Regions from separate parts of the Homo sapiens genome. Here regions 1, 2 and 4 are each linked to region 3. A link is a loop called in an ENCODE intact Hi-C map of the cell type or tissue named here. Cell type or tissue: PC-9. All regions are shown on one strand. Region 1 has its middle 21 kb from the start of ITGB6. Region 2 overlaps LOC105373718 (a long non-coding RNA gene). Region 3 has its middle 190 kb from the start of TANK-AS1. Region 4 holds the start of LINC02478 (long intergenic non-protein coding RNA 2478).

Region 1 (8,000 bases), 750 kb after region 3:
ATAATGAAACAATTCTATCTTTTGGTATGGTCTAGTTGCCCTCACTCTGGAAAAGATTCACACATTTGGTTTATTGGAAACCTCTGTGTGTGATGTGTATGTATGGTTTGTGGGGTGTGTGCACATGTGTGTTTGTGTGCTGTGTCACCAGAATGGCAGAAAGCATGAGTCTATGACCATTGAGCCCTGAGAATGCCACTGCTAAGCAATTGGAATAAAAGTTCATCAGTGGGCAGGATGAAGACTTAAAAGCTAACTTGAGAGCAAGCAATGGGCTATTAGCCATCGTGGAGTAGCCCAGGAATCTCTGAATAGGTCTAAAAGAGAGCCCTAGGTTAGTGTTGGAAGAGGTGAGTGGGAGGGTGGGTCTTTGTGATAAAAGATGATGACAGTGTTCACTGGGTTGGCAGATGTATGCTGCAATGAAATGAGGGGCTCACATCTGCATCTCGTTTACCTTTCCACAGACAGCCTTCCCTGGGACTGCTCAACAGACTAGCTGGGCACACTAGTCCAAGTAGAATCCAGGCAGTATCACTACCAGCTCTGGAAAGTGTGCTTATCTCAAAGCTTGACTTCATCAAATGAATACCAGGGACTGTCAGGCAAACTCAGATGGTTTGGGGATTGTAGTACCTTGGGGTGTACTGTAATTGTTACTATTGTATCACTACAGCGGCTATTACCAGGAAGGCAATGTATCTTTCAGGAAATGTATCAGTCCTTAAGTGGTAGCGAGACCTTTTAGAGAATTCAGGCTGCCCAAGACCCTGACTTCAAATTCACAGAATATGTGGCTCCTATGCAACTGGATTTCCTAGAACACCACAAATCTCAAATATCCTGCACCCTTGTCCTGTGAGTACTCCATGGATAGCCCCTGCCAGGGCTTAGTGCTTGCTTTTGGTTGAGAATATGTAATAACCGCCCTAGTTTAATAGCAAAACTGAGATTCTTTGCATCAGTTGTTGCTTCTGAAATGATGATGACTCATCTGTCTCTTCTAACTTCAGAGCTGAAGGTGAGTCATCAGGGAAAGAAGAGGTGGCTGTACAGACCCTGAGGACTCGGGTTTAGGAATTAAAGAGCCACGTCAGACATGACAGGAACAAGCCAGAAGTCCTTAACCACCATCCCTGAGCTGAGCCCTGTGAAGGGCTAGTTTTAATTTCATCTAGTTTTTCTCTCACCACTTTCATTTTTACTTATTACTACCTATTGAGCCAGAAGTGGAATGGCCAAAACATTTCGAGTGAGGCTGATTTTTCAGGGTATTTACAGTCAGCCTGGAAGCAGCAGGAAGTAGAATTTATAGATTTGCATTACTAGGCAGGCAATTTCCCAAACCTCAAGATTTGAACTTGTTTTTAATTAAATAGATGTATAGGCCTCGATGGGACTAGGTCTCTGAATCCCAGGAGGATCTCCCTATAGATTGAGATAAGATCCTTAAGCCAAAGTCATTTGCATGCCTGAGAGATCACCAGCAGTTGGGTGCTCCAATCACTAAGAAAGATGATTGCAGAGTGAAGTCAATCCCTGGGAGATCAGAAAGGTCTTGGCAGGTATGGAGGGTGTTGTCACACCTAGTACTAGGCTTGAAGGAAAAGGTTCTTGCAGCATGACGAGTTTTTTCAGCCATGGAGAGGGAGCATCCATTGGTGATTAAAAGCAGGGCTCCAGGTTGGGTTCAAATCCCAACTTCCATTCCACTCTGGCTAACCTTCGGTAAATTTCTTAAATCCTTTAAACAAAGCTTTCCTGCTTTTATGATGGGGATAATAATAGCACCGCCATAAAAGACTGCCGTGAACAAACCTGCAATGGCTGCTGATTTAAAAGCCTTTATCTGCACGCATCAAACCACGTTACTCCCTTGCTCAAAACCCTCTCATTTCATCAAGAGGAAAACCTCAGTGCTGTCTGGGACCTTCAAGGTTCTGGTTTCCTACTATTTCGCTGGCCTCCTCTGCATCCCTGTCCCATACTCACTGCCCCACCATCACTGGATGGCCTGCAGTTCTTGACACACAGAACAGCCTGATGTGCAACCACCTGGTTCCTCCTCCTGAAATGCACGCCTACCCCATGTTGGGCTACTTTGTTAGTCACTTTCTATGAGAGGCCCACCCTGACCACACTAGATGACAGAGCAAACTCCACCTTCCCCAACACTCTCTAAATATTTGCTGAATGTAAAGCAGCAGGATCCCAGCTTCCCCCACAGGCCCCCAGCTCTTGCTAGGTGGCTGTCTCCAATGTCCTTGAGGCTCGTAGATATGCCCACAAAAAAACAGGGCGTTACCACAATCTCCAGGTAGCATGTCATTCTGAGTTCCCACGGCTCCGTGTTTCTCACTCATAAGCCATTGCCCATCCTTAGGTAGTGAGGGTTCCTGCCAAGGGTACAGTTCCTGCCTGTCCCCAAGGCCTGCAGTTCTCCAGTGCCACAAAAGTACTGGATGCTGGGCAGAGGAGAGAAGAGCCCCTTTGCCAGCAACCTGCCCCTGGGCCCTGAGGCAGTTCACTACTGAGACTCAATGAAGAGTTTTTTATCTGCTTTGGCCATCGGCCCCATGACCACTAGGCTAGAGAGTGGAAGGTATGCCAGCTTTTCCATCTTCCCTACTTTTCTCCTCGGCAGCTTCTTCCCCAATTCCCCTCTCCAGAAGGGGACAAGAACTTTTATGTATGTATTATGTACAAATACCAACAGATACACAGAAATCAACAGCAAGGGTATGTGGGTGAGGAAGGGGGATGGTCCTAGTAGACTACTAGTGCCCCTTTGGTGCCTTTATGCAAATTAGGCAAAGGCACCCCTTCCTCAAGACACTTTACCTTCATCTCCTAGGAAACTATCGTAATAAGTGGACAAATCTACAATGTCGAATGTCGACAACACAAATTCTGTTTCCCCAAGTGCCCTGCTATGCAAGACATCTGAATTGAGCTGGTACCTTCCTGCCAGTGGCACACTGTAAGCAGTCAGTACACTTTGACTTGTTCAATTTATAAAGATTTTCAACATCAGGAGCACGGAGAACAATCCGGCCCTTCTCACAATTCTGAGTTGTTTGTAGATAACTGATTCTCCAGCCTCTCTCTCTAAATCTATGAAGTCAGGCACAAGGGCACTGTGAGTGTCATGAGGGTCCTGCCTGCCTCCCAGGCCACCCTCAACCACCTTCCAGGTGTCAGCTGGATCATCCCTGGCCCAGAGCCAGGGGGAGTAGGCAGGAGGATCATGAGGTGAGGGCAGGCCAGGTTAGGCCTGGTGCTGACTGAGCCTGGCTTTTTCCTCCACCAGGCTCTGCTGAGGAGTGTGCAGGGAAGGGTTAGGTCACGCTGCCTGGAATCCTGGGAGGGAGCCGGGCTGAGGCTCACCCTTCACCCACATTCCACCAGGGCAGCCTCACCCACAGCACAGGCCACCACATCAGATCAGCAGGAGACTCCCAGGCCTGGAAATTGGTGGCGGAGGGGAGGGAATGTTTGCATTGTTCTGTTTGTTTGGCTCGAAGAGGAACACTCCAGCTTGGGGCTAAGCAAAAACACATTAAACTGGGATGGCTTTATCCATAGAGGACTAAGATTTAAAGTGTCTGCTTCCTTCCTGAACAGAGAAGCCAAACACCGAGGAGTTCCCAGCAGGCCCCACTGCCTGTCCGCTCCAGCCAGCCTGGTTCCCTCCCCGGGCTGCTCGCTGTCCACACGCTGGTGCCCCACTTTTCTTCCAAAGCTGCCAGGGGAAGCTGAGCAGAGAGAGCTCTCAGTCAAGGGCTGCAAAGGAGGTCCTGGGGTGCCAAGTCCTAAACTCATGACACCATGGATGTGGGCACCAGCAGCAGCCAGCCATCTCTCTGATTCCGACAGGGCTGCAATGATGCCATCTATAGCATGCACCCCCTGGGCCTTCCACCCTGCACTCAGAGGGTGGGGGAAAGAGCAGGGCCTGCTCCAGAGCGGTCGCCCAGTGATGGCAGACACCAGACACAAAAAGTGAGCAAGATCGTGAGACCCCAAAGGAAGCAGGGATGGGAGCAATTACGACCAGGGCTCTGGAGTTAAAAGAAAGATCTGAATTCTGACTGGAATCACTTATTAGCAGTATGACAGTGGGCATAATACTAAGCATTGGCTACATTATTTATACAAGGGAAAAAGTAACATTTACCTCAGAGCACCAGTCAGGGTCGCAGCAGGAGAGAGAAACAGCGCGTTATTTCAACAGAAAGAATTAAACATAAAGAATCACTGAGTGGGTAGAAAGTTGTTAACTAGGCAACTGGAAGGGTAAAACGCTGAATCTGAGATATCACTGAGGTGGGAACTGCAGGAAGTAGCTGCCACCCTGAGGGCTGGAGAACAAAGGCAAGGAAGCTGGAATTACTAAAACTGAGAAACTTAGAGGAGGCTTCCTGCAGGGCTGACACCCAGACCTCTGAGGACGCACATTGCTGGGCTTGTACAGGGTTGCTGAGTGGGCATGATGAGACTGGTTCCGTGACGGTTGAAAAACCAGCAAACTAGATTCCACTATTGCTACTGGAATGAACCCACTGCCAGGGCAAGGAGGCATTGCTGGGGAGACATTGCTAAAACAGGAAACAAACAAGAAGGAACAGGTCCTCCCTCCTCAAGACTCACAGTCCTCTGTTGCCCCTATGTGCAGAGCCTAACATGAAGCAGCTGGCAGCATAAGTATCAGTGTGACTTGCAGAGTCTCAGCTTCCACATCACAAAGCGGAGTATGGAGGGCTGGGTCTTGAGCTCAAAGACATTAACTTAACAAATGAACCATTCTCAGGTGGGATTAAATGTATAGAAAATGCTTAGCACAGCACCAGGTACATAGTAGCATAGTAGATGCTAAATAACTATTATTATTATCATCAGTGTTATTTTGATAGATAAGCGGCCTTGGCTGTTAGATGGAAGATAAGACAGGCTCTGTGATAAGCTATGAGTAGAGACTAATTTCTGGATTTCAGTTCTGGAAGTTTCATTGAGAATATGAGATTCTATGTGTAATATAAAGGGCAAATGTGATATCGAATAGTAGTAAGTCTGTAAGTGAGTCATGCAACTTTGATCTCAGTGATGCCCCTCCCTCTCCATTCCTGTGCCCTGCTCTAGCTCACACATACTTCACCCCTTGCCCAGAGTCATTAATACCCTCTACCCATTTCCAGTCCATCAAAATCCCTGCCCTAGTTCCACATTCACTCCTACTACACAGCTCTCATCTCATTAGACTCCCACCACCTACAGATGAAAAGCCAAATTCTTAGGACTGACATTTCATATGCCCAGCAATCCCATTTGGAAGCCTGGAGATGGTACTTTCCATTGGCTCTAGCCCCCTCCTCCTCATACCAGGATCAAATGAGAGATGAGGAGTGGGAAGAAAGTCAGGGGAGGCCTGACCTCCAAGGGCTCTCCCTTTGGATGTCCTAATATCAGCTCTACCTCAGGCTGTCAACAACAGGATTCATGATCCCTTTGCTTCCCACCCACCTCCAAACCTTTAATAGGACCCTCATCAATGAGGAGGTAATGTTCTAACGCCTTGAACCCAAGAGATGCTGCTCAGCTCTTCCTCATTGCATTAGCGACTTTCTTCTCTCTCTTTTTTTTTCTTTTTAGTGGTGTCTTTTTTTACAGTCATCATCTACATCCATCAGCTAAGGCTAAAATAAGCTGCAGTAACAATTCCAAAATCTCAGTGGGTTATGATGCCAGTGTTTATGTCTTACAAATATGTGTTAGCTGTGGGTCAGCTGCAGCTCTACCCCACACCCTTTCACTTCAGTACCTAAGCTGAAGGAGCAGCTCCTATCAGTGACATTACTAGTTTCGTGGCAGAAGAAAAAGAGAAGATGGTGAGACCTTGAAGTGGCTCTTCAAGCTTCTGCTTGGAGGTAGCATGTATCACATCCACTCATATCTTATTGGCTAAAGAAAGCCACATGACTTCTGAGTTCAAGAGGATGATAGGCACGATACTCTTTATAATAGGGGCATTGCAAGTCACATGGCCAAGCCTGAAATCAGGGAGTATGAATGCATAATAATCTCCTAGAGAGATTAAATTAATATTTATTTTATTTTAAGTTCCAGGATACATGTGCAGAATGTGCAGATTTGTTACATAGGTAAATGTGAGCCATAGTGGCTTGCTGCACCTATCAACCCATCACCTGGGTATTAAGCCCAGCATACATTAGCATAAATGAATATTTTGATCAGTAAAACAATCGACTATACCAGCAGTCCCCAAACTTTTTGGCACCAGGGACCAGTTTCATGGAAGACAATTTTTCATGGACTGGGGGCTGTGGGGTGGGGATGGTTTTGAGATGATTCAAGCATATTACATTTCTCATAAAGAGAGTGCAACCTAGATCCCTCACATGCACAGTTCACAATAGGGTTTACGCTCCTATGAGAATCTAATGCCGTCACTGATCTGACAGGAGGCGGAGCTCAGCTTCACTAGCTTGCTGGATGCTCACCTCCTGCTCTGCAGCCTGGTTGCTAACAGGCCACAGACTGGTACGGGTCTGCAGCCCAGGGGTTGGGGACCCCTGTACCATATTATCCTAGTCAAGGATACCATTACCTCATTCCTGGATCCCAGGGTGTGAAGAAGCTAATCTAATCTGGATCCTACAGAAGTATTTCCACAGATCCTTTTGGTTGTCCCTGCCTCTAGCATCTCCATTTTATATAGACAGCAGAGTAGCTGCCACAATATACTTCCCCAAATGCTATTATCACCCTGTTACTCCCTTGTTCAGAACCTTCAGCAGCTCTCTATTGCCAATCAGTTCAAATCTAAATTCTAAGGCCTAGGGCTTGAGGTTTACATCAACTGGTCCTCCCTTTCCTGTCCCATTGCATCTTAGCCCAACTCCCCACATCTAGCCAGGGGTCTGATGGTTTTTTCACAGCTACTCCAAGATTTTGCCTGGATGTTAATCTTCCTTTGTCTGTGCTTCTTTTGGTCCTGCCCACCACCCACTCTCTCTTTTCCAACCAGTTTGTGTTCTTCAATTTCTTCAAGAGTTGTCTTAAATCATATCTTCCTAAAAATTTCCTGGAATAACTGTCTTCTCTTTACACTCCTCAAAATTCAGAATTACATATCTCTACTCTTGTTTTTATTTTCTGTTTCTAGAATCATTGTGTGGAAAAAGATCTTGGGATTCTCTATTCCACACTCACCACCTCCCTCCAATTTGAAATGAGGAAAGTAAGACCTAGAAAAAGAAGGAGCAGGAAAGTCACTCATTTGTTGAGAGGCTAAGTTGAGATGAGTCTTAGGTCTTCCTGCTCCTTATTAGTATTCTTCCCCTACACCAATTTGCCTCTTTTAATTTATATCAATTTCTCCAATTAGATGATATATTACTTTGGGGTAGAGATGCCTAATAATATTTTATACAAGACCTTTGACTTATATTATCTCTAATTATAACAACAACCTTGCAAGGTGGCAATTATTATCATTTTACCAATAAGAAGGCTAAGGGTTAGATAAGGCGAGTAACAGGCCCAAGATCAAATAATCAATAAATGACAAAGCCAGGGTTTATTGAATACCTACTGTGTGTTTGAAATTGTGTTAGTTCTCAATTCAAAGAAATTAAAATAGGGCTGGGCATGGTGGCTTACACCTGTAATCTCAGCACTTTGGGAGGTTGAGGTGGGCAGACCATTTAAGCCCAAGAGTTCAAGACCAGGCTGGTCAACAGGCAGAGACCCCATCTCTACCAATGTTTTTTTTAAGTAGCTGGGCATGGTGGCACGCACCTGTAGTACCAGCTGCTTGGGAGGCTAAGGTGGGAAAATCACTTCAGCCTGGTGTGGTGAACTATGATCACACCACCACAATCCAGCCTGGGCAACAGAGCAAGAGCCTGTCTTGAGAAACAAACAAACAAACAAACAAACAAAAACCAGAAATTAAAATACAATTTAGTTAAAGAACATAT
Region 2 (8,000 bases), 390 kb after region 3:
ATCCTGTCTCTACTAAAATACAAAAAAAAAAAAGTTAGCCAGGCATGGTGGCATGTGCCTGTAGTCCCAACTACTCAGGAGGCTAAGGCAGAAGAATTGCTTGAACCCAAGAGGGGGAGGTTGCAGTGAACCGAGATAGTGCCACTGCACTCCAGCCTGGGTGACAGAGTGAGACTCTGTCTCCAAAAAAATAAAAAATAAATAAATAAATAAATAAATAAATAAATAAATAAATAAAAGACTTTGAAACAGGATCTTAGACAGATCAGCTCCAGATCAAGCATTCAAAGCACAAAGAGGATCACAGCACAAATGGCCATGTCAGGAATCCCATGCAACAGGGGCTTCGGGGTAGTCATCAGGTGAAAAGATGACTTTCAGGTGCAGCTGTATTTGGTCAGAAAACCCATGTGTGTCTGTGTGGTTTTTTGTTTTTGTTTTTGTTTTTTTTACCTACATTGTATGAAATAGATCAATTAAAGTGGCAAGTTTCTATGAATGCTTAGTAGTACTTTTTATTTGAGCGTTTCTATAGTATGATGTATTTGTATTTGACTTTTGTTATTCTCGTTATTTGGAGTAGCTTTGGGGAAGCTGATAGAGATTGTTGAGGGCCAAAGACTCACCCCATCTCTCTGTCACCACTTGAATGCATTTCTCAACTATGAAATGCTTAACTCGGTGATGGTTACACCAGATTCTCTGACTGAGGTCTACAAGCTCCATGCACTAGAAGCAGCCTGGAAAGAACAGCAGGGGACCCAGGCTCTGCAAACAGCAAGTGCAGGTGAAAATTAACTCCTCCTCAGCAAGCCATTGCCAATCCCTTTTTAAAATTGAGACACAATTCACATACCATAAAAGTCACCATCTTAAAGTGTACAATTCAGCAGGTTTTAGTACGTTCACAAGATTGTGATCATCACCACTAATTCTAGAACATGACTCCAGAAAGAAGGAAATCCTATGCCCATCAGAAGACATTCCCCATTCCTCACTTCCCCCAACACCTGGCAACTACTCATCTATTTTCTGTGTCTATGAATTTGATCATTCTGGTCATTTCTGGTCATATAAGCAAAATCATAGAATATATAGTCGTTTGTGCCTGGCTTCTTTCTTTACCATAGCGTTTTCAAGGTTCATTCATGTTGTAGCATGTATCAGTACTACATTTTTTACGACTAATATTCCATTATATGATTATATGACATTTTGCTTACCCATTTATCCATTCATCACTTGATAGACATTGGATTGTTCTTTTTCACTCTTATGAATAATGCTTCTATGACCAACCCTTTTTGAAAGGAAGCTTCTGGAGCCCTAGAATTCTTAAGAAGAACTCCAATTCTCTTGCAAATACCTTTTCAGCATCACCATTCTCACTAGCCCCTCTCCAGTTTTACCTCGTCTCTCCTTCTTCACTCTATCTCCTTCAAGTTTATGGCCACATGAGGCAGGAAATGAAGGTCATGACCCAGGACTTCCTTCCATGGAGCTTGCAAAGAAAAGTGGTGAGAAAGGAAGAGCAGCCAGAAAAAGGAAGAGAAGTAGCAACCAGGCATCCACGCAGTGGGCCTGAGGGATCTGGGTGGGAACAATGCCTCTGCGAGGAATGGGACTAGCAACCCAAGACTGGCTCCTAGCAAGGCTGCGGTGTCCCCATGACCCTGGGTACTGTGCTTCCCTTAGTGGGAGAACAGATATAAACACTAGTGGCCAAGTTCCTCAGCTCTAGGCAGTCAGGCCCAAAAGGGGAGTGATAATAAAGGCACTGCCCCAGTAGGTCTTCTGCCCTTTGACAGTTCCACATTTTACCTACCCTGGATCCATTGTCTGCTTGTCATGTCATTTACTCTCTCCTCTCCCAATCCCTCTCCCAGCAAGTTTGATTCTAGATTCATCCATAAACCTACACATTCACATCTGTGCTTGAGTTGGACCCCTTCCTGCTATGAACTCCCTAACTAACCCCTGACCGCCCCGATCCTGCTATTCCCTTCACAAATGCCTCCCTATGCCTTGCTTCTGACCCTAGCCTGCCCTGGCCCTGGTTTTGCTGTTCCCAGCTTGGCTCTGACAATTCCTAGTGATCTCACCCCATTGCTGATCCCAGATGGGACAGTTGTGTTCAGAAAGGTCATCAGTCAATGGGGTGTTTGGAACTCAAAGAATTTCCTCATAGAAAAAAATCATGATAAATAGTGGTATGGTTCCCAGGCCAAACCACAAAGGCCTATTTAACCAACCATGGTGCTGGCATGGCTGTTCTAAGCCACAGGGTCCCCTAAGTGAGAGTGACATGGAGGGAAATAGGCAAGAGAGTAGAGGCCCCTGGCAACTTAACAATTCCCATGGAAACATGGAATGAGGGAAATTCCAGTGGGAAAAAAGGCAAGGAAGAGATTGAGCAGTATCCCATAGGTCATCCAAGGAGAGATGAAGCACTCAAGATGCAGAGCAGAGGGCACCCTGCCTGGAGAGGGTTTGCAAAGTAGAGACTATTGCAGACTGGACTGGGAGGAGTCCAGGGGCAAAGAAGCAGAGGCCAGCCCTCTGAACGTTCATAAGCAAAACAGCATTATTGCAGGCCTGCCCTTGCTGAGTACCTGCCTTCCTGCTAACTCTGTCCCTGTCTCTCTTCCTGTGAAATTCCTGATTCTTCTCTGGCCCTTTGACCATCTCATTCTGCTTATTGGACATCCCTGATAGCTGATAGATGGCTTTTTGCATAGTGAGATTGGCTTTCACTGGTTTGCTTGTTTTTTTGGTCAAGGGGCCAATTGTCTTGACTGTTTCACATCCACTCCATTCCATGTCCTTACTTTGAGAAAATGCACCATGAGTTCCTTTAAGGGAATCCCTCTCTCTCATTGGATACAGACTAGGGGGTTGTTGATCAAGGTACCATGCCCTCCTCTAACAACAGATCTACTATCCTGTCTTTCTAGCTCACCTTTCAGCCTTCCTTAATCTTCAAAGGCCTCCCTAGCCTTTTAGTGAAATGCTTTGTGCTTGAGCCCACTAGATTTGCAATCAATGATCTCTCACACACACAGGATATCAAAGCGTTCTGCTTACGGCTTGATACTTTCTAATACACTCCCTGAATGCTTGCTGATCACTTGGCCCCAGTTCACTCCTGCACAGACCCTGCAGTACCACATGTGCCCTGCTTGCCTGGCACCTCCAAATGGCTGCTGCTTGGGGCACACTGTAACCTGTGCTATTGCTCTTCCCTGTGAGGTTTGGGCTGAAATGAAAGCAAATATCCATTACAGTTGCCTTCTTAGCCCCCATCATGTCTTCCCCTTCAAAGTACACATTCCATTCCTCTAGGCCCATGTATCTCAGAGTCACGTGGGCGACATAATTAAATGCAGACTCACAGGCCCCAAGCCCAGGAATGCTGTTTCAGTAGGTCTGGTGTGGAGCCTAGGAATCTGCATCTCTACAAACACCCCAGGTGACCACACAGCCCATGGTCTGAGAAATGCTGCTGTGCAGTGAGTCCAGTCACGCCACACGCCTGTCAGCTGAGCTATTCACTGGGGCTGCCTGAGCTGTTGCCCTGACCGAACCCTTCTTTTGTGAGATCGCAAGGCTTTGGGTAAATATTCTTTTTACTTTCATGGGTAGTGACAGAGAGAGACACAAATAGAGAAATAGTAACAGGAACAACAGATAATAGTTCCAGCCCCAGGAATCAACTGGCAAATTTCAAAGTTAACAGTTTTTGCCAAGCTGATTACTGGTCAAATATTTTTTGACTGGCAAGGTGAGAGAAAATCTGCATATTGATAAAACTGTAGATATGTTGGTGGAAAGATATACACATTTACACCCATTCTCTTTATGTCATCATTTTACAGTACGAAGAATAAAAACGCATGTGCACAATGAGTTAGCCAACCTACCTGATCAAGGGGAAGCAGAAATAACTCAGAACCTCAGATCTGTAAACATCTAGTATATTAACACTGTCCCAGAAAAGGCTTTGTGTATCAGACTATGAGGAAGACCTGCATCAAAGGCAGGAGGAGGGGACGACTGCAGAGCACAAAAGGATTTTCAAGCCCTCATTTCTGTCCTGTGCAATGGAAAATAGCAGAAATGTTGGCAGCAAGACAAAACAAATGGTATTTCAGACTCTTGAAAAGTATTATATTACATGCAGTTCCTAATGATATCTAGTATTAATCTAAAACTAACACCCAAGGTCAACTCTACAGTATGTTTTATGATTACTAAATGATACAACATTCTGAATGTCTGGGAACAGACATTTTTGCATGGGAGATGGCCTAGAGAGCTAGTAAGAAGCTTGTTTTTCTTTGTTTCAACATTTTCCTCTCCAACTTCCTATCACTCCCTTCTTTAAAGAAGAAGAAGAAGGAGGAGGAAAAATAAAACTATTTGTAGTAACTGCTCTAGTTTCTGCCCTTAGAAATCTGCTCTATTTATTAACTACTCCTCCGGTGAAGAAATTCCACTGAAATTCCTTCAGGGCCTGGCTGCCTTTCAGCTTCTCTCTGCACATTCCTGCCTCTATGTATGTCACCATCTTAAATAGCTGAGCCTTCTGTGCTTTAATAAGGTCTCTCTATAATCCTTTTTTTTTTTAAGAACACAGACCTAGTTTTGCTAAATTTCTGAATACCTTGGATTATAAAGCCCCCATAATACTAATTAATTTCTGTTCTACCTTGTCTCTGTCCTCACTGGTCGGCTAATAACATAAGGACCAGAACTGACCTCATTATAATAACTTCTTACATTTCTTACAGCATAATGGAAATGATTCCTCCAGGCTGGTATTTGAATTACATCCCCCTCCCTCCTGCTACCCCCCCATCCCCAACCCCGAGGCACTATGTTAAAGATTTAGATGTGCATTCTTCACAGATTTCAATTTTCTGGGTCCCAAAATTTGGGTACTAAATTTTTTACAAGGCATATTCTTTTTCTTTGCAAAGTTCATGACATGTCCAAGCATTGCACTGTCTGCATAGAAAACTAAACATTGTTACGCATGGTTCTGAATTACCATCAGCCAGAATTTATCAAAAAAAAAAAGAAAGAAAGAAAACTGTAAACATCCTATTGTCTTTCTTATGACAGGGGCTTGCTTGAAAAGAAGCTTTCAGAAGCTCTTAGTAAGAGCATCTCACCCCTTAGGGTATAAGGAGTCAGCAAACATTTTATCTTGATTTTACCCAGATGGAGGCTTTTGAGTTCTGGTCCTATGAGAAAATCCCAGAACTCTCTCCACAAATTTAGATTAGTGACGTATTTCATAAATGCATCTTTTCCCTTCCCCTTCCCCACTCCACTCCCCTTCTTAAATTATCTCCAGACCCTTGTAGCACAAACTAGTCTTGGAGCTGGATGAGGAATAATTTCCAGTGTTCTATACCACTGTAGGATGACTGTAGTTAACATTAATATATTATATACTCTCAAATAGCTAGAAGCAGGATATTAGATGTTCCCAACACAAATAAATGGTAAACATTTGGGATGATGGATGTGGTAATTATTCTGATCTGATCACTATACATTCTGTGTGTTGAAACATCACTGTGTATCCCATGAATATCTCTAATTATTATTTTTCCATTTTTTAAACTTTTTTTAAAAAATCAGTATTGGAGCAAAGAATTGACTGGCTCTTTTTGCTGATTCCTCAGCAGGATGAAAAGTACCCCTGTCCACATATTGGGACCCCTTCGATTTTCTATTCAAGTGGCTTTCTGAGGTTTTCCGTTGAGCCCTGGTGCACACTCAAGGCAATCGTTCTCTATATGAGCTGTCTGTGTCATCCTGAATAGTAATCTTACTTGGGGCTCACCAGGGCCCTCCTCTGGCTCATTCTTGCCCTAGCTCCCGCTACCAGTGATTTTTAACTTGTTGGTTTACATGGTCATGATGTCCCACATGGCTTGGGCTATAATTTTCTTACTGACTTGTATTCCACAGCTCACATTCAACCTCAATGATACCCTTAAATCATATCACATAAACGGAAACTGAATAGTTGGAGGGAATTATTTAGACACTCCGTTGGAGGCTGTTATATTGGAGGATCTCCCTACTACATCAGGCTGTGGCAGCCAGGGATTTTGTCACATAGCATGATTTTCCATCCCCTTTGAAACACAGCCCTCTTTCCTTTGAGGAGCTCCTATGCTTGCCCCTGTGAAGCTAGAGACAGAGCTTTACCACTAAATCACAGGGGGAGGCTCACATGGGCTGGGTCAGGCCAGTCACAAGACGTCATCTCCCCACAAGCCATGTGAGTCAGAATCTTTCCCTGAGAATGATACTCAGATGCTAGATGTAGGTTTGGATACAATGGGTTGGTGCAGCTCTGGAGCTAATGATGGCCATCTTCTCTGCCACATGGAGAGGGTAGAGAGGGCCACGCTGCAAAATGAGGCTCAGCGGAGGCAAGAGACAAGAAATGAGTCCACGGTTCTTATCCCTAAGGCTCCAGCACTTAAAGCTCTTCTGTGAGCCACTATATCTTCTTGAGCATTTTCTGTGAGCTCACTTCTGTGAGTCTTCAGTATCTTAAAATCAGAGCTAATTCATTATTTTATGCTTAAGATCATTCATCTTGGGTTTCAGTCATTGCAACCAAAAACACTTTGTCTAAAACCTCTTCCCTTGGGAATGATGGAAATGTACTAGAGACTGCATTGTTCCAAGGAAATTCCAAGAAACATAAGATAATGCCAGTCCTTGCCTAATTAGGGTGAGCACAGAATAGGGTGAGTACTAGTAGACATCGTGGGAAGGTCTATGGCAAAGGTATTAGAAAGCTTCCAGGTAAGGAAGTGAGCCACAAGATCAGTGATAGCATAAAATGGCTGATGCAAAAAAGGAATAAGAGGCAGGAGCTACAGTATTGAAAAACAAAAACAGAGAAAGCAGCCAAATAGAAAAGATGAAGATAAAAAACAGCTATAGGTTTAACCACAGAAGACAAGAAATGTCACCTCATTGCAAATACGTCTGACCAAATTACATCCAGAAATGTGTTTTCAAATGTAGGTTTTAAAGGGAAAATAGGGGGATGACATGCTTACATTCCAAGGCAATACCACCATGGCCAGAGCCAGGCCAACCACAACGTGGCTCCAGGACCTCGGTCCTGTAGGCTGTTCCAGGGGGACCATGAGGTGCAGACTGTGTCTAACAGCCCACCGATCAGATCACCTCAGCCACTCTCCTCCCAGGTACTCCCACAATTAAACCAGACATTTGGAGGCCCCCAATCTTTGGCTTTATGTTGGCCATTTCATTTTGGAAATGTTTCTTAATTTAAAAAAAATTATTAGTGGAGCAAGGAAACATTCTTGGCTTGCAGCAAACAGAAAGATAATCAAAATATAGTTAATTCTATTTGAAGGAGCTTAGATGCTGATGGGAGGGCTGTGTAGATAAGGAACTCACTTAGAGGGAGAGGGAATGGTAGGGTTGTCCCTGATGGTGTTCACTGACCTCAGGATAATGCCTTTAAACACCTCCCTGCAAGGCAGACAGCTAACTGGAGAAGGACACAGCCTCTGAGGGCAGGCAGCCCAAATCCAAACCTGGGCTCTACCTCCCACTGATACAATCTTGAGCAGGTTGTATGGCCTCTTTGTGTCTCAGCATCCTCACCTGTAAAATGGGGAGAGCAATAGTATGCATACCTTAGAGAGAGAGCTATTGTAAGGACTAAATGAGTTACTATGCATAAAGAGATTTGAACAATACCTGATATATGGTAAGTGCTAGGTAAGGGCCATAAAAGTGCTGGCAAGTATTGTTACAATCCCAGCTGAGTTGGAAATAATTGACTGCTACGTGGCTATGAGGTAGGACAGCAGGACAGATTTTAAAATTCTTTCCCAGAAGAGCAGCTTCTTGTGGCATTATGTGTTCAGAGAGCAGCTTAACCCTGGACAGATCCAGGGAATATCAGGCACATCCTTTCATTGCCTCACTCC
Region 3 (8,000 bases):
GAAACTGGGGAAGCTGAAAAGTTAGGCCAGGTAAGAAATTAAAAACTTCCATTATCTACTTGCCAGTTACCAGGCTGCCTAATTCAGGAGGAAATGCATCAGTGAGGTTTTAGGATGAGACAAATGACTAATTCTAACAAAGGGGAATAACCCCTCATGGCATAAAGTGTTTGTGTCATGAACAAGAACTGGTTTAGTCAGGAATACATGCGTGATCCTTTAGGTAATCATAGCACCATTACGTCCAACATTTTAGCAAGGTGAGGTAAAGCAAAAGACACCGATTTAAATACAACTCAAGAACAGATCAGAAATCTTGGCTGAAATGGATTTTAAAATAACTTCTAAAAAAGCCTAGAGGCTAACTAAAAACGTTAATGCAAACACATGAAAATTGTTTGCCAAAAATAAAATGTCCAGGTATTAGGGATGAATTAAAGATTAGGTAATTAAATAAATAATTTTAGAAGCACATTGCAAAGTTTTCTGAAATCAGTAATAACAAGATTATTTTTAAATATATCAGATCACAAGCTATGTAGATACAGAAAAGTTATATTGTGGATAAAAAAGAAATAATGTAGAGCCAATGAATTCACTTATTCTTTTTTTCCTGATAAGAAAAGTGATCACCATATAAAAAAGAATTCAGAAAAGACAGATTTTTCTCCCTTTTTCTGACTTTTTATTACCTGAAAAATTTGAAAACATTTCAAATTTGTAATGAAACCCAGTTTTAAGGAAAACTGCTTGAAAAAAGTTCCATAGCTTTTTTATTTTTTATTTCAAAGGAAGATGTTAGAGAAAGATGTTAAGGCTGAACTCCATTTCCAAATTAATATTGGAAGCAGATAGTTGTGAGGTATGAAGGAAAAAGTCAGGGCACAGCAAGATCACTGGAAGTGGCTGATAACCACCCAAGATCTTCTAATGGACTCCAAACAGGGCTATTGTTCAAGACATAACAGCTGTGCATTGGGCCACTGTGGCAGTGGCTGCCATGTGACTCCAAATGCTCTAGGGGTAGTGGTTAGAACCTGCTGGTAAGCCTATAAAGTCTGTGATGAAAGGTAAGATTCCAAATAAGCAACAGGTGAAATATTTTTGGGGGTTCTGGCAACAATGCTAGTACAGAGAAAACTGTGTCTGATTAATCTGCTAGTTATTTCTAGAAACAGTTTAATTAAAATTTTTTTCAATCGTGAAAGCAATGTATCCTCATTGGGAAGAAAAGGAAATACAGAAAAGTATAAAGAAGAAAATAAAAATCCGTTATCATCATCCCACTACTCAGCAATACCCATAATAATGTCTTGAAGTGTATGCTTACAGTTTTCCCCCATACATATGTTTTCTGTCTTTTGTAAATTTTGTATAAAAATAAGATAGTACTATTTTGTGGTACGCATCTTTCACATAAAAACATACAAAATGCAAATCTATGTCAAAAAATATATAGATTTTTTCTAATAGTGGTATTGCTTGGATATTACGTAGTTTATGTAACTAATCTTCTATCTTTTAAATATGTAAATTATTTCAAGTTGCATAATTTAAATAAATTACTTTTAAAATCAGATATTTGGCATTCAGTATATTCTTTATGTGTATTAATCCATACATATTTCTGAATCACATTATACCCTCAGAGTATAATATTATGCTCTGTGCAGCATCTAGCATATCAGACAATGATAGTATCTTTATCCATACTCTGGAAGGGATTTTAAAGCCCTGGCATGCAATATTTCACTGTTGAAAACAATGCAAAGCCAAACATCCTTGCTTGCTTATTTCTTAGGATGAATTTCTAGAAGTTGAATTCCAAGGCAAAAGGGGATGCACATTTTTAAGGCTTTTGCTATATACTGTGAAACTGGCCTCTTGAAAGGTAAGCCAGTTCAGCCCCATACGCCATTTCCCCACACTCTTCTCAACACTGTATATATTTACCTACCATTCTGTTTAATCTTTATGAAGCTGATGGGTTAAAAAATGCATCTCATTCTAATTTGCAGCCCTTCAATTACTAATGAGGTTGACTATTTTCTTACAGCAATTTGTCTATCTTTTTCTTAGGAATTGTTAATACATATTCTTTCTGTGAAATTTCTGGGGGAGTATTATGTGGTGCAAACAATGGGAGAATCCACTGATTTAATTTATTTTTATAAGAATGTTAAGTTTCTGGGAGGCAAGGCCATGTCAGCAATGAGTTGGACTCCTGGACTCACTGCTGATTTGTGTTAATGATAGGGCCTTAACTTGTAGGGAAAGACTGATCTGACATCTTAAAATATGATCAGAAAAGGAAAGGGTGTCATGGGCTTAATAATACACTGTTGGGAGCAGAATACGGGAACATCTCCTGAGACTGTGTGAAGAGATAGAAAATGGTAGCTAAGACTAAAATGTTGCTGGTAAAGTATTATAGTGGTGGTAGGAAACACTTACTTCAAATACTTTCAAAAACATTTCATTTCCACTCAAAGTCTTTAAAAGCCAACTGTTCAATGTTTTCCAGATCACTGTTTTTTAAAAAATTAACATACAGTAAAATAGACTTTTTCATGGTGTTAATTCTATGAATTTTAACACGTGTAGATTTAACCACCACCACAGTTAGGATGTGGAACACTTACATCTCCCCCCAAAACTTCTTTGTGCTACCCTTTCGTACCCACACCTGTCCTCTTGGCAACCACTGGTCTGTTTTCTGTCACTTCAGTTTTGTCTTTTCAAGAGTGTCATATAATTTTACATTCCCATCAGCAATATATGAGTGATCCAGTTTTCCATATCCTCACCAGCACTTGGTATTGTCAATATTTTTTATGTTAGCCATTGGGATAGGTGTATGGTGGTATGTCATCATGGTTTTAATGTGAGTTTCCCTAGTAGCTAGTGATGTTGAGCGTCTTTAATTTGGCACCCATATCTCTCCTCTGGATAAGTCTCTGTTCAAGTCTTTTGCCTGTTGTTAAATTGGGATATTTCCTTACTGTTGAGTTTTGAGAATTCTTTATACATTCTGGATATAAGTGCTTTGTAGGATATGCAATTTGCAAATATTTCCTCTCAGTTCTTCTATTATTATTATTATTTTTAGACAGTCTCGATCTTGTTGCCCAGGCTGGAGTGCAATGGCACGATCTCAACTCACTGCAACCTCTGCCTCCTAGGTTCAAGTGATTCTCCTGCCTCAGCCTCCTGAGTAGCTGGGATTACAGGTGCCTGCCACCACGCCTGGCTAATTTTTGTACTTTTAGTAGAGACAGGGTTTTGCCATGTTGGCCAGGCTGGTCTCCAACTCCTGACCTCAAGTGATCCGCCTGCCTCAGCCTCCTAAAGTGCTGGGATTACAGGTGTGAGTCACTGTGCCCGGCCTTTCTATTTTCTTAACAGTGCCCTTCATATAGTAAAAGTGTCAGATTCTGGTGAAGTCTCAGGATCTGTCTTGAATATGCTGTGTGGATGCTGGTGGGTGATTCAAGCTCCCAATCTCAATCTCCCCCTCATCTCATCCCCATATAGTATGTGGTCTCCACACCCAATTCCCAGGACTTCCCCTTCACCTCTCCTGCTCACAAAAGTCAATTCCATTGTTAATTACATAATGCAAATAAATACTTGATTTGCTTTCAAAATTAATTCAGCATGAGGCATGTTTATTACATGTTTATACATATATATGTTTACCCATTTCAAAGTCATATACCTTTTGGAGGTAGACACTTGGTCTTCTATTCTTGCCTGAGCAACACCTGGAATATCAGAAGATGATAGAGTATCATCACTGGAAGGACTTAGAACCCTGGTCCTAAACATGTAGCCTGTGGATCAGCAGCATCAGCATTGCCTGGGGGCCAGTAGAAAGTCAAACTGTGACCCTACCCCAGGCCTATGAGTTAGAATTTGTATTTTAATGAGATCCCCAGGTGCACATTAAAGTTTTTGAAGCAAGCTGTACAGCTCATCTGGTTCTCACTCTTACTTTCCAAAGAAAGATACTGAGGTCCAGAGAGAACAAGGCTAGCCTTCCAGGCCAGTGGTAACTGGGGCTACAACCAGGGTGAGAACCCAGCCCTCTTTCTCCATGGCTTGTGTGTTCTGCACAGCACCACCTGCCTCCAGCGTTTTGGATGACTGTACACCTCAGCCTGTATGGGGAGCATCTGCATTTGTCCTAATGTGGTCTTTCTCCAAAAAGACTCCTGTCACTTCTTATTTCCAATATCCCCTAGGGATATCCAACTTTCAAAATGTAGACTTCTAAATTTTCATAGAGAAATGAACTAAACACTCTTTGGGGGAATAAAGTGATTCTTTTCCCCTTGCATTTGTTTACTTCTCTGTAAGCTCCTGAGATGGCTAACACACTAGTTGTTAATCACACCATCTGTTCAAACAGCATTTCTAAATCATTCGATTCATACTTTTCTTTTTAAGGAATTTTTTTTTTCTGAACAATATGTTTGTGCCTGTGTTCCTCCCATCATTTGGCAATGCAGTTTGAGCTATTTAAACTTTCCTATTTATTGTAAATGGCTTTTCAATCAGCAAATATTTTTTTAAATGTTCATACACCACAAAAAGCTGTGTCTACTGACTTTTCAAACATTGGAAACAGTAGAAAAATCTGTTCCAGTCTGTCTGCTGTCAAATTTTTAACCATCTGATTATATTTCAATGAAGTGTTTAGGAAGATGATTTATCTGGCTGACCCTGGGAAATTTTCCTCATTGGCCCTGAAGATGGCAGTGCTCTGCAATTTAGTACAACTCTTCACTTTTTTTTTCCCCCTCCTCTAAAAGGAATTTCTGGAATGGCAGAAAGTGGGGGAGGATTCACTAAATCTGAACCTTCTAACGCTTAGCATAAACCTCTTCTGAACCCTGGGACAATTTGGTTTATCTTTTGGTCCCTTTTTGTTGTTGTTGTTTAAAGCTGTACCCAATGCATTTCCTGTTTCCAGCCCGGATCAGAAATGGAAATAGTTTAAAGGTTATTCTCATATCATGGGTAACCAGGAAGTGCCTATATAGCTTACTGAGAAGCTGCTTTTCACAAGACTGCTTAGCTTTAAAAACAAACAAACAAAAAAATCTAACAAAGGCTCAATCCAAGATAAGCAGGAGCTAAGAATACTGGCGATTCTGAATTCCTACTGGACCACATCTTTGGGAGCCGGCCTCTCCTGGTTTCCTCTTCTTTTTTTTTTTTTTTTTTTTTTTTGAGACGGAGTCTCGCTCTGTCGCCCAGGCCGGGCTGCGGACTGCAGTGGCGCAATCTCGGCTCACTGCAAGCTCCGCTTCCCGGGTTCACGCCATTCCCCTGCCTCAGCCTCCCCAGTAGCTGGGACTACAGGCGCCCGCCACCGCGCCCGGCTAATTTTTTGTATTTTTAGTAGAGACGGGGTTTCACCTTGTTAGCCAGGATGGTCTCTATCTCCTGACCTCATGATCCACCCGCCTCGGCCTCCCAAAGTGCTGGGATTACAGGCGTGAGCCACCGCGCCCGGCCGGTTTCCTCTTCTTAACAACGGAGGCCTGCTGCCTGCTGACATTCTTTATATTTCATAGCGGGGTCTGGAGGGGTTTAGAGGGACACATGCTCAGGCTTCAGGCAGGATAGACCAGAGGGCAATTTCTTGGTCCTGTCATTGTTAGGGTATGGACATGGGAACAGAGGCGGGGACAGGAGTGTGTAGCCTTACCCAACTTTCTTTTGGGATTGTGAAAGTTTGGTGACAATTCAGCTAGCCAGAAAACATTTATTAAAAACAATTAGGGGAGAGGCCTTATATTAAATGTTGTTATAAATAATAATAAACAGCAATATTACGTGCCATAAGCCAATTCCCTTGATAAATATTTTAGCAACATCTCATTTAATCTTTACCCACAACTGTATGAGGTAGGTAATATACCTATTTTTTTTTAATATGTTAACTGAGGGACAGAGGGGATAGGAAATGTGGTTAAGGTCCCACAACTTGTATGTAAAGTTGTTGAGTAAAATGTCCTATGGCATTGCCTAGGGCACTCCTCAAAGTGTGGTCCCTAGACCTGCACCATTGGCATCACTGGGGAACTTGTTAGAAAGGCAAATTCTCCATCTGCGCCTGGGACCTGCTGAATCTGAAACTCTAGTGGTGGAACCTGACCATCTGTGTCTTAACAAGCCCCCCCAAGTGATTCTGATGCACATTAATGTTTGAAAACCATTGGACTGGACTAGGCAGTTATCTGTGGTAACTTGGCAGAAAAAGATGGCGCTCCAGTGCCAAAGTGCTGAATGCTGTGGAAGGGAAGTCCTCACTAGCTGCCAGTGGGAAGGATGGACAGGTAGCATAGCCCCTAATGTACATCCTTGTTTGGGCGAAGGCTGGGCTGGCTTTAAACTTGCTTCTACTCTTGTCCTTGAGGTGAAGGGCATCTTCCAGGAGGACATTTCTCTCACATCACTTCCCACCACCTATTTTCCAAACCTTCCCCCAGGCCTGGGGAATTCTTCTCTGGCTTTGAGGGGATGAAGGGATTGGAGATGGAGGTATAAATGAGGACAACTACCAAGGAATCATCTCATTTTCTTCTAAATCTTTCACTCGCCTTTTGAAAGTCCAAAGCCAGGAAAAGATTCCTTTCTTTTCTACTTTCTGTGATCTTCTCCTCTATCAGACAATGAGCTTGGAACAGGTGGAATGGAAGGTGAAGAGAGATAAAAGTAGGAAGGAGAATATACTGCTTAGTGTTTCAAAATTATTGCAACACACTGGAATCCAAACTACTAGGTTTTTCATACTCCTCCTCAAAATGCCTTGGGCAGAGATCTCGGCACACAGGAATAGAGCTATCTCTGAGTTCTTGAAAGTGATTTGAGAAGCTCCACTTACATCTTCTCAGTGGAAAAAATCTCTCCTCTGTCAAGGATCTAATGTAACTTGTTTCTTCTTAGAAGTTTGCTCTTTTAAGTAAAGCTTAGATCTATTTGGACATTTATTATTTAGAATGCAAATTTCTTCCTAAAGAATACACCTTACTTTGCCAGATGCTTGCTGGGAATACCCTTCTCTTTCTTTCCATCTGTCCTCTCTAAATCCCTCCTTCAGCATCCATCTTAATTTTAAACTACGCTTTAAAATATTTGCTGATCACTCCAGCCAGTATTGCTCTCTGCCTTTTCTTACCACTTATATCACTTACATGTTTGCTTTCAATTTAGAAACTTCTTTTATACTGTCTTATTTTATTTTCTATTTCAAGTCAGATTATTTCATGTATAAACATGTTTTGTCTCCTCTAAACATTATAATCTTACAGGGATGGGAATCCCTTCAGTTAAGGAGGAAACGACTTCCTCTCTATCACTTCATGATAATGTGAATGCTGAGGTTATTTTAAGATTGCGTTGTACTGTGGATCTGTATTTGGGACTAGGTCATACCCACACCAGGGACGCAGCTGCAGCTGAAAAGTAAGGTTAAGCCTAGTGTCTGTCACTAAGGGAAGGAACATATGTATTAGACCAGCACAGACGGCGCAGGAGAGAGGAAGGGAGTGCTGTCCTGGGCTTGACTTTGAGGGAGGGTTGAGATATCTATGGTGTGTAGAAGTGAAGGGGAGGTGGGGAGATTGTGGTCGTGAGGTGTGTTAAAGCCAGTATCTGTCACATGGAGGTCTGTACTTAAGGTTATTTTTAAATGATGCTCAGAGACCCTTTAGGGATTCCAGAAGGTTCCAGAGAGGACTCTCAGGGATCTCCTTAAGGTGAAGGTCAGTAGAAAAGTAGAACCTGACGGAGTTTTATCTCTTCACTTACTAGAACAGCTCTAAGAATTTCTGTGTGATTTGTTAGGGTTTGTGTAAGATTCTGCTTGAAATAAAGGTTTTTTTCCTGCTGAAAAAAGACTAGGGGGACAAATGGTGTTCTTTGTAATCTGAATTGTTTTGATTTCTGCGTTCTCAATATTATTTATTTATTTAAGACTGGGTCTTGCT
Region 4 (8,000 bases), 700 kb after region 3:
TAAAATAGCTGTGTAGAACTTAGAATACCCTGGTTTCTGCATTGCCCTGGTGATATAGAATACCTTGGTTTCTGGATTGCCCTGGTGATAACATGTATTTTTGATTTCATAAAGTCACTCTTTAGAGACCCAAATGAATTTGGCTCTAAATTAGAAAAGAAAGTATTTTGCAAGTCCTGGATGTGACAGGCATTGAAAGTAACCATCAGTTCCAGAGTCTGCATTTATCAGTCTACCATCAGTGATGAGCATAACCTTTTTCAAACACATATCTCTTTAAAACAAGAAACAGATTACAAAGCTCTGTAGTGTTTCACACCAAATCTACAAAAGCATTTGTCTTTTATTTTTCTCTTCCAGATGTACAGAAAGGTGTTCTTACATGAAGAAGGGTGTGAAGGCTGAACAATCATGGATTTTTCTGATCAATTGTGCTTTAGGAAATTATTGACAGTTTTGCACAGGTTCTTGAAAACGTTATTTATAATGAAATCAACTAAAACTATTTTTGCTATAAGTTCTATAAGGTGCATAAAACCCTTAAATTCATCTAGTAGCTGTTCCCCCGAACAGGTTTATTTTAGTAAAAAAAAAAAAACAAAAAACAAAAACAAAAGATTTTTATCAAATGTTATGATGCAAAAAAAGAAAAAGAAAAAAAAAAAGAAAAGAAAACTTCAATTTTCTGGGTATGCACAAAGACCATGAAGACTTATCCAAGTGCATGACCGGATTTTTGTGGTTTTGTTCATTTTGTGTTTAATTTGTGTTTTTTTTTTCCAGCTGTATGAAATGGGCTTTCTGAAGTTTAAATAGTCCGACTTCACCCATGGTGTTCTGTGCTTGCAGTGCGAGTGTTGCTGTAATTCAGTGTTGCCGTCAGTGTCTCTTTTCTTAGCTTTCTGTCTTTCTTTCAACGTAGTGTGAAGTGTCTTATCCTTTTCTATGAATTCCAATTTGCCTTAACTCTTTTGATGCTGTAGCTGTTTCAGTAAAAGTTAGTTCAAACTAATGATGTAGAATGCTTTGACCAAATGAGCTGGTCTATTATGCCTTGTAAAACAGCAGCATAGGGCTTTTAAAAGGTAGTCAATAAAAGTTGCTGAAATTTTGGCTTTTTTAAATATGTAGTAGGTGTTTTTAATGATTTTTCACATAATGTGTAAGGTAGTGAAATGCAAGAAGGGAAAAATGTTTTGTGTGAAACACATTTTCTGACTGGGGAACTTTTATTAGGGTAAATTGTTTGTAAGGCTGTACGCCAACAGTTTCCTCTGATAGTTTGACTGATTTAGGATATCTGCTGTATGATGCAATGTAAAGTCTTTTTTGCCTTTTTTCAGGAAAAAAAAAAAGCTAACTTGATGTACTAGATTTAGTGTAGGTAGTGTTGGGGTTGGGGATGGGGGTGGGGGAGGGGAGTCACTGAATGTTTTGTCCTTCCTTTATACTAATGATAGTGCTTTAGAATGAGAATTATGCCTGAAATCTGGCAAACCGAAAAATGTTGCTATTGCAACAAAGTGGCAAAAGCTAAAAGTAAGGATTTATCTTCAAACATAAGCTGAGATAACGAATAGAAGCAAAACGATTGGCTACTAGCTCTCTCTCTCTCTCTCTATTAGGTAAATTTGAAAAATAAAAATGACTTGGCACTTTTAAAGGTAACTTCACCAAAGACCGAAGAGCCAGTAACCAGTAGCTCCAACTTGTCTCAGCATCACATCTTCTGTGCTCTTTATTTTTGCCGGACCAGTTTGCGGTTAGGAGAATGTGCCTTTTTTGTACCTTTGCATTTAGGTTTTATAATTTTAATTGATGTATGGACACACACAAACAAAAAAGCATGAAGGAAGATTTGGATCCAAGCAGTGCCACACTTTACATCATCACTACAAGTGTTCAAGTGTAAAGAAAACCAATTTTGAAACTATGAAATTCCTGATTCATAAATACACAGTTATTTCTACTTTAGTACATATAAGATAATTCACTGTTATTAAAGCTCTTTTATTAAGGCAATTGCATATGTTTTAAAAGCAATGGTAAATTAAGTTGTCTTCCAAAACTGTGTACTTGTCTGGTCAGCTGTGTATGATCAGTTATCTACCTCAGAGTCTATTTTCTTTTGTGCTGGGACAGGTTGCTGGCCCTCCCTGTTTCCACAGACCAAATCCTCCTAGCTCAGGAGCTAGGGCTAAGCAGTTATTTCTTTCAAGTATTTTTTAGTTCTTAAATTTTATGCTTGTATTTGATGATAGATGTCAGTGACATTTCATAGTTTCAAAAGTCCTTGCTGCTCTGAGAAGTGTAGATTCTAGTGAAAATTACATAGTCATAAGAGAAATGTGTTTTTGTTTTTGTTTTTGTTTCATTTTTTTAAAGTTGTGGTATTATTGGTTCTATGCTCCCTGGAATATTACTGCTTTGTGAAAGTCCAGACTGAACGCAGCACCCTCTGTGTACCTAGTACAGTTATAAACCTGGGTCTCTCACTACTTGATATTTTTGCATTAGTTAAGACAGAAATTTGATAGCTCGGTTAGAGGGGAGGGGAAATCTGCTGCTAGAAATGTCTGAACTAAGTGCCATACTCGTCTGGGTAAGATTTGGGAAACATAACCTCTGTACATAAAAAAAAAAAAATCAGTTAAACATCACATAGTAGACAGCCATTAAATTATAAAAAAATTAATTTATGAAGAAAGACCTTTTGTACAGATTGAAAAAAAAAGATTTTCATAGAGATATCTATATGATCAAGAGAGTTAATTTTTTATTTTTGTTTTACTAGTGCCACAGACTTGCCAGTGGTAACTTATTTGTCCGGTTCAAGATAACTCTGTAGTTTTCTTTCCTAGGACTTGTTGTTAAACGCCAAAAGACATTTTTGAACTGTACATTTGATCAGATTGTTAGCTTTTCTGTTTTATTTCTTTTGAGAACCTTTGAATAAAAAACATCTGAAATTTTATTTTTCCTGTCAATTTTTTTTAAGTCGATTAAGTGTATATCAGAATTTCATTTCATTTCTGATCTCTTTCTTCAGCTCAGTAGATTGGTTTGAAAGTGAGTTGAAAGTTATGTCAGATTCAATATATCCTCAAAATACATTTCCTTGAAAACAATTGGAAAAACCTTTCCACCCCACTTTTGCTGGTTATTTAAATCTGTGTAATGACCAGAGACGTCAACCCTCAGCTCAGCACGTCAACCGTCAGCTCAGCACGTCAACGGTCGGCTCAGCAAATATCCAGCCCAAAATACACCACTAGTGGTCTGTTCTTAAAGACCAAAAAACCAGGCCCTTTTTCTTCCTCCTTTCTTGCTGCTACGCCTCAACTATTTCATTGCTTGTCAATGCTCAGCAAGGAAGACAGCCTAACAGCAGCCCTCCCACCTGTGGTAAGGAAGCATGTGGGCGAGAACCTCGGGATAATCTTATCTATGCGTTTATGACCAAGGTCCTCTTTCAGAGCTACCTGTTCAGCTGTTCCCGACTGGAGGCTCCCGTGCAGCATTCACGGAGGAGCGAGAACTCCTCTTTCCCTCACTTGACTGCTTTATAGGAGGCACTTAATATGCAAAATAGGCTCCTTCTGCCCAAAGTGGAGTAAACGTTTTAGTGTGGTGGTTCAGTATTTATTTCCTGGTGTCCAGTGGCTCTGTCATGGTGATAAAAAGAGTGGGCAAGGAAAAGATGCAGTCCGCTCCATTTCTGGCTGCGTCCCCTGCCATGTGGATGGTGTGCGGGGTGAGTTAGATAAGGGAGGGGTCAGAGCACTTAACTTGCCGGAGCCAAGAAATCGCTGGTACTTGATGGCTGTTTCAGAGAAGGAAACAACATTCCTCTGATGCTAACTGGTGCTTCTGAGAGCAAAATGTCAGGGAGGAGAGAAGCATGGCCTCTCGAGACAAACCCAGGCTGCTAAGAATGTAAGCTCTGGTCTCACTTTGCGTTCCAGCCAAACACCTAAGTGCTCCTTTCTATGACCAAAGGTAAGAAAGAAATGCAATTCAGGCTCCTGGGCACCTTCGTTTTTGTTCACCCTATTTTTGTTGTAGCTTCTCGCCGCTGAAGTCCGCGGCCCTCTATCTGGCTGTGTTATGTACTGAAACCGGTAAACATACTCAGGAGCACCAATCCACGGAAAAGGGAGGATCAAGCCAGCGATGGTGGTTCACAGTTACCGCTCCCATATAACTAGAGGGGTTGTGGCATGTTTGGGGATAAACCCCACCTAGCTGAAAGCTCTGAGACTGAAGTGGAATTCTGGGGTTGGAGGAGAGGAAAGAGGGTGTGGCCGTTGCTCTGTGGTCTACGTATTTTCCCCTCTATAGTGGCTGGAATGAGGAAAGCCAGGGAGTGGAGGCGGGAGTCCCGTTTTTCACCCCACTGCCACACCCTTCATGGCCAGTGGCTCTAGGTTTATCCGCTGGAGCTTAAATCCCACAAATACTGATTTAAAATTCACTAGGAGAAAGGCAGTGCCTCCCAGCCTGAGCCGGGGCTCAATGAATGTTAAGATATGACTGATTATATCCTCATTCCATTAGGGTAGCCAAAAAGGAAAAGAGCCAGCGCCATTGGGACAAAGGTCACCGACCTCTCAATCGCCCTGCCCCTTCCACAAAAAGCCTGAGATGTCAAGTAGGTGGGGGAGGGAGGAGAGCCGGGAGCTCAGGATTTGAGGAAGGCCAGGCAGTCTCTGCCCCTCGAATAGCAACGCGATGAGCTCAGCCCCCTCAGTCCAGGCCGAGAGCCAGATGGGGGTCACGTGGCCGCGGGGCCCCCCGGGCGCAGGGTCCTCGGCACAGCTGACGGGTGCGCGCCGAGCTCCGCCGGGCGAAGGAATTCCAGCCCCGCAAAATGGCTCCAGAGTGTCTCCCGTGACTCGCTCGGTGGCTGCGGAAGGCAAGAGGGTGTGTGCGCTTGAGCCGCTAGAGGGAGGGTGTTTTGTTCCTCAGCCGTCAGACGCGAGCTCTGCAGGCCGAAAACCCAGACCCGCTGCAGCCGACATCGGGAAGCCCCTGGGCGGAGGTTTAGCCTGTCGGGGCACACAGGCCTGGGTCACAGGGGTCTTGAATTTGGGGTTCCTCGTAAGACTGGAGCGCAGGCCGTCGCCTGTGCTGGCAGCGCCCTCATTGTGAGCGTTGTTGGTCAGACTGGGGAGTGACTGAAATGTGACTTTGAAGGTTCAGGGCAGCTGGGGGCGGCTAGGGAGGAAACCGCGCGCCTTGCCAGACCACGTGACTCGGCGCGAGAAAGCGATGGCAGGTCTCTGGGCTGCTCAGAATTGAAAACGTGGCTTTGAATTAAAGAATTCGGTTGTTTTATGCGACTCTGAGAGACTTAAGATTTGATGTAGGCTATTCCAGTGCTCACACAGGACCCAGACCATAAACCAGACTGCAGGGATTTCCTATCCTCTAGTATCCTTGAAGCCACCTGCCCTACTTGAACACCTCCAGGGACCAGGCACTGCCTGCCTCACAGGGCATCAGGTAGCTTTAGGGAACAGCTCTCAAACTTGTTTGCAGAGGAGTCCAAATTGTGGCTTTGAAATTCCCACTTACCGGCCTTAGTGCTGCCAACCGGGATGCCACAGAGTCAGTCAGTCATACTTCAAGTGTGGAAACGTGACTCCATGGCTCTGCTCTTCTCTGGGTTGAGCATTCCTTCCAGCTTTAACTCTTCCTCGTCAGCCCTGGTCACTCCACATCATCAACTCACCTTCCAGATGTACCACAGTTGACTCAGGATAAAACCCAAAACCGGAGGAAGAACTTGGGACTTCACCTGTCTCCCCTGCCCTGCCGGTTCCTTTTTGACTTCTCAGACATACCACAATTCTTAGAACTTGTAGCCAGTGAAAATCCCTATGTTGCTTTATTTTTTAAATGACAGTAGTTACGCTAAAGACATGCAAGATAATATGAAGTCATTTTAAAATGAGGACATTTTAATGACATGGAAAATGCTTAGGATATAACGTGAATAAAAAGTGTTAGGAACAGACCTGTAGATACAGTATGATCAAAACTATGAAATAAGTATAAAACCCAAGGAGAGGCTGGGCACAGTGGCTTATGCCTGTAATCTCAACACTGGGAACCAAGGCCAGGGGATTGATTGAGGCCACGAGTTTGAGACCAGCCTGGGCAATATAGCAAGAGTCATCTCTACAAGAAAATTTTAAAAATTAGCCTGGCATGATGGCACACACTTGTAGTCCTAGCCACTTGGGAGGCTCAGACAGGATTGCTTGAGCCCAGGAGTTTGAGGTTGCAGTGGCTGTTATGTTCACGCCACTACACTGTAGCCTGTGTGACAGAGAGATACACTGTCTTAAAAATAAATAACAAGGAGAAAGTACTTCAAAATGCTTATCAAGTGGGAGGATTATAGAAAGTTTGTATTTTCTCATTTATACTTCCCTGAATAATTTTTCCAGTTTTCAACAATGAAAACATTTTATGATCAAGAAAAAAAATTCTTAAAGAATGTTGTCACATTATCCTGAAATTATGCAAGTCACTATGCTCATATTCCAACTAAGCACATTTGATTGATTTTTTTGTGTTTAAAAGATAACTACCCCAAGCATTGGCAGACACAAAGATGATGTGATGTGGTCCCAGTCCTCAAGGGACAATCTTAGAGACACAAGTCTATAAGTGACAATATTATAAGGAGAAGTAAGAAAAGATCTAAATAAAGAGCTTTGGGAGTTCTGTGAGGGGGCGAAGATAATGAAAACATCTCTCCTGAGATTCTCAGTATTTCCACATTTCCAACCAGTTCCTTTTTTACTGATCAGAATTCACTTGAGAGCAGCCATTTTCCTCACGGGTTCCTCTACCTTCTGAGAGATGAAATTGTCAGGCAGACAGACAAAGTCTTTGATAGCTCTGCCCTTGCCAGAATGAGACTTGGAGCAGATGTCCAAAGAGTTGACATTGCTGTCACTTCTGTTCTGAAAATACTGGAATGTGTAAGAAGAAAGAACTGTCCTTTAAAAAAAAAAAAATCAAGTAGGGTGTGGGATACTTTCCAAGTAATGTCATTTTGATTTCTTTTACCCTTGGTCACATGTTCTCCACACATCAGATTATGGATTTGCAAACACCTGTATAGTTTTCCCATGCCCTTCATATATCTTGAGAACTATTTGTTATTTTCTTCAGGGAAGCCTAGGCAGGAATCCCATTTTATCCACTTTGTAACTCATGTCTTTGACACATGTTCAAGACCATAAATATTGTTCCTGGCCTCCTAGCCAGGAACAACAATTTTTCCTAAGAAATACGTGAAGGAACTTCCATTACTGTTATTTTCTCCCTAACATTTAGTTCAATTTTATTGAGAAGATTTTGGATCCTTCAACTTAATTCTTCCAATGATCTGGGTTTTTTGTTTTGTTTTATTTTGTTTTACAAACCTGTATTTTACGAAGATTTGAGGCAACTGTGTAGGAAACACAATTACAAACGTAGAAATCTGGACTTGATAAATTAACAGGGAAGAGACATAAGGAGTACACAGAATGTAGCTCTATAGGCCAAAGTTCTCCACCATCACTACAGTTAAACTTCAATAATTATGTTTCCTGGCAGCCAAGGTGAAAAGGGAGAAAAGAACTTGCATCTGTAGCTCTTACTGTCAAAAAGAATAAAGCCCGCCAGATTCTCTGGAGAAAGATAGTATTTACTCACTTTGTACAGGGGCTGCTGCAGGGGCTACTGGGCAGTGTCCACCACATTTCTCCACCAATACAATGACAGTTTCCCAAGCCTGTTTCAGATAGGACCCATTCATAAAAGTCAAGGGCGGCACAGCAAGCCACCGTTTCGTGATAGTGATTCTGGTAGGCTATAGACTCATAATAGGTATTCTGATCTCATCACATGTTCTTAGGTGATATACTTCATCCCTCTCACAGAGCCCTTTGCTATGACTCTGAAGGACAAAACAGCTCTGCAACAGCAAAAATGTTCCG

The links. Peaks named below come from ENCODE experiments on the same cell type or tissue, not always from the same donor. Only the 100,000 strongest peaks of a DNase experiment are listed, where the experiment ranks them.
Region 1: it touches region 3 in a loop (22-fold over the local background); 3 of 110 quality-filtered maps call a loop at or near these places.
Region 2: it touches region 3 in a loop (12-fold over the local background); 5 of 110 quality-filtered maps call a loop at or near these places.
Region 4: it touches region 3 in a loop (4-fold over the local background); 17 of 110 quality-filtered maps call a loop at or near these places.

Annotation. Positions count from the first base shown.
Region 1 is chr2:160,217,288-160,225,287 of GRCh38, reverse strand. No RefSeq gene overlaps it. Among named protein-coding and RNA genes, the nearest start is that of ITGB6, 21 kb to the right of the region's middle. RefSeq lists an enhancer at 1,160-1,329. In PC-9, no CTCF peak of the experiment used is centred here; DNase peaks (open chromatin) are centred at 1,027, 2,217, 3,397 and 5,077; H3K27ac peaks cover 5,899 bases.
Region 2 is chr2:160,579,511-160,587,510 of GRCh38, reverse strand. The region is part of intron 2 of LOC105373718 (a long non-coding RNA gene); the gene reads left to right. Among named protein-coding and RNA genes, the nearest start is that of RBMS1, 90 kb to the right of the region's middle. In PC-9, no CTCF peak of the experiment used is centred here; DNase peaks (open chromatin) are centred at 4,230 and 4,530.
Region 3 is chr2:160,967,182-160,975,181 of GRCh38, reverse strand. No RefSeq gene overlaps it. Among named protein-coding and RNA genes, the nearest start is that of TANK-AS1, 190 kb to the left of the region's middle. In PC-9, a CTCF peak has its summit at 4,757 (motif pointing right); a DNase peak (open chromatin) is centred at 5,021; H3K4me3 peaks cover 378 bases; H3K27ac peaks cover 1,474 bases.
Region 4 is chr2:160,267,125-160,275,124 of GRCh38, reverse strand. RBMS1 (RNA binding motif single stranded interacting protein 1) reads left to right here. Exons shown (of 14, transcript NM_016836.4): 14 at 361-2,974. LINC02478 (long intergenic non-protein coding RNA 2478) reads left to right here and starts at 3,230. Exons shown (of 2, transcript NR_103775.1): 1 at 3,230-3,405. RefSeq lists an enhancer at 4,413-5,022. In PC-9, CTCF peaks have their summits at 4,690 and 4,895; a DNase peak (open chromatin) is centred at 4,584; H3K4me3 peaks cover 1,486 bases; H3K27ac peaks cover 3,093 bases.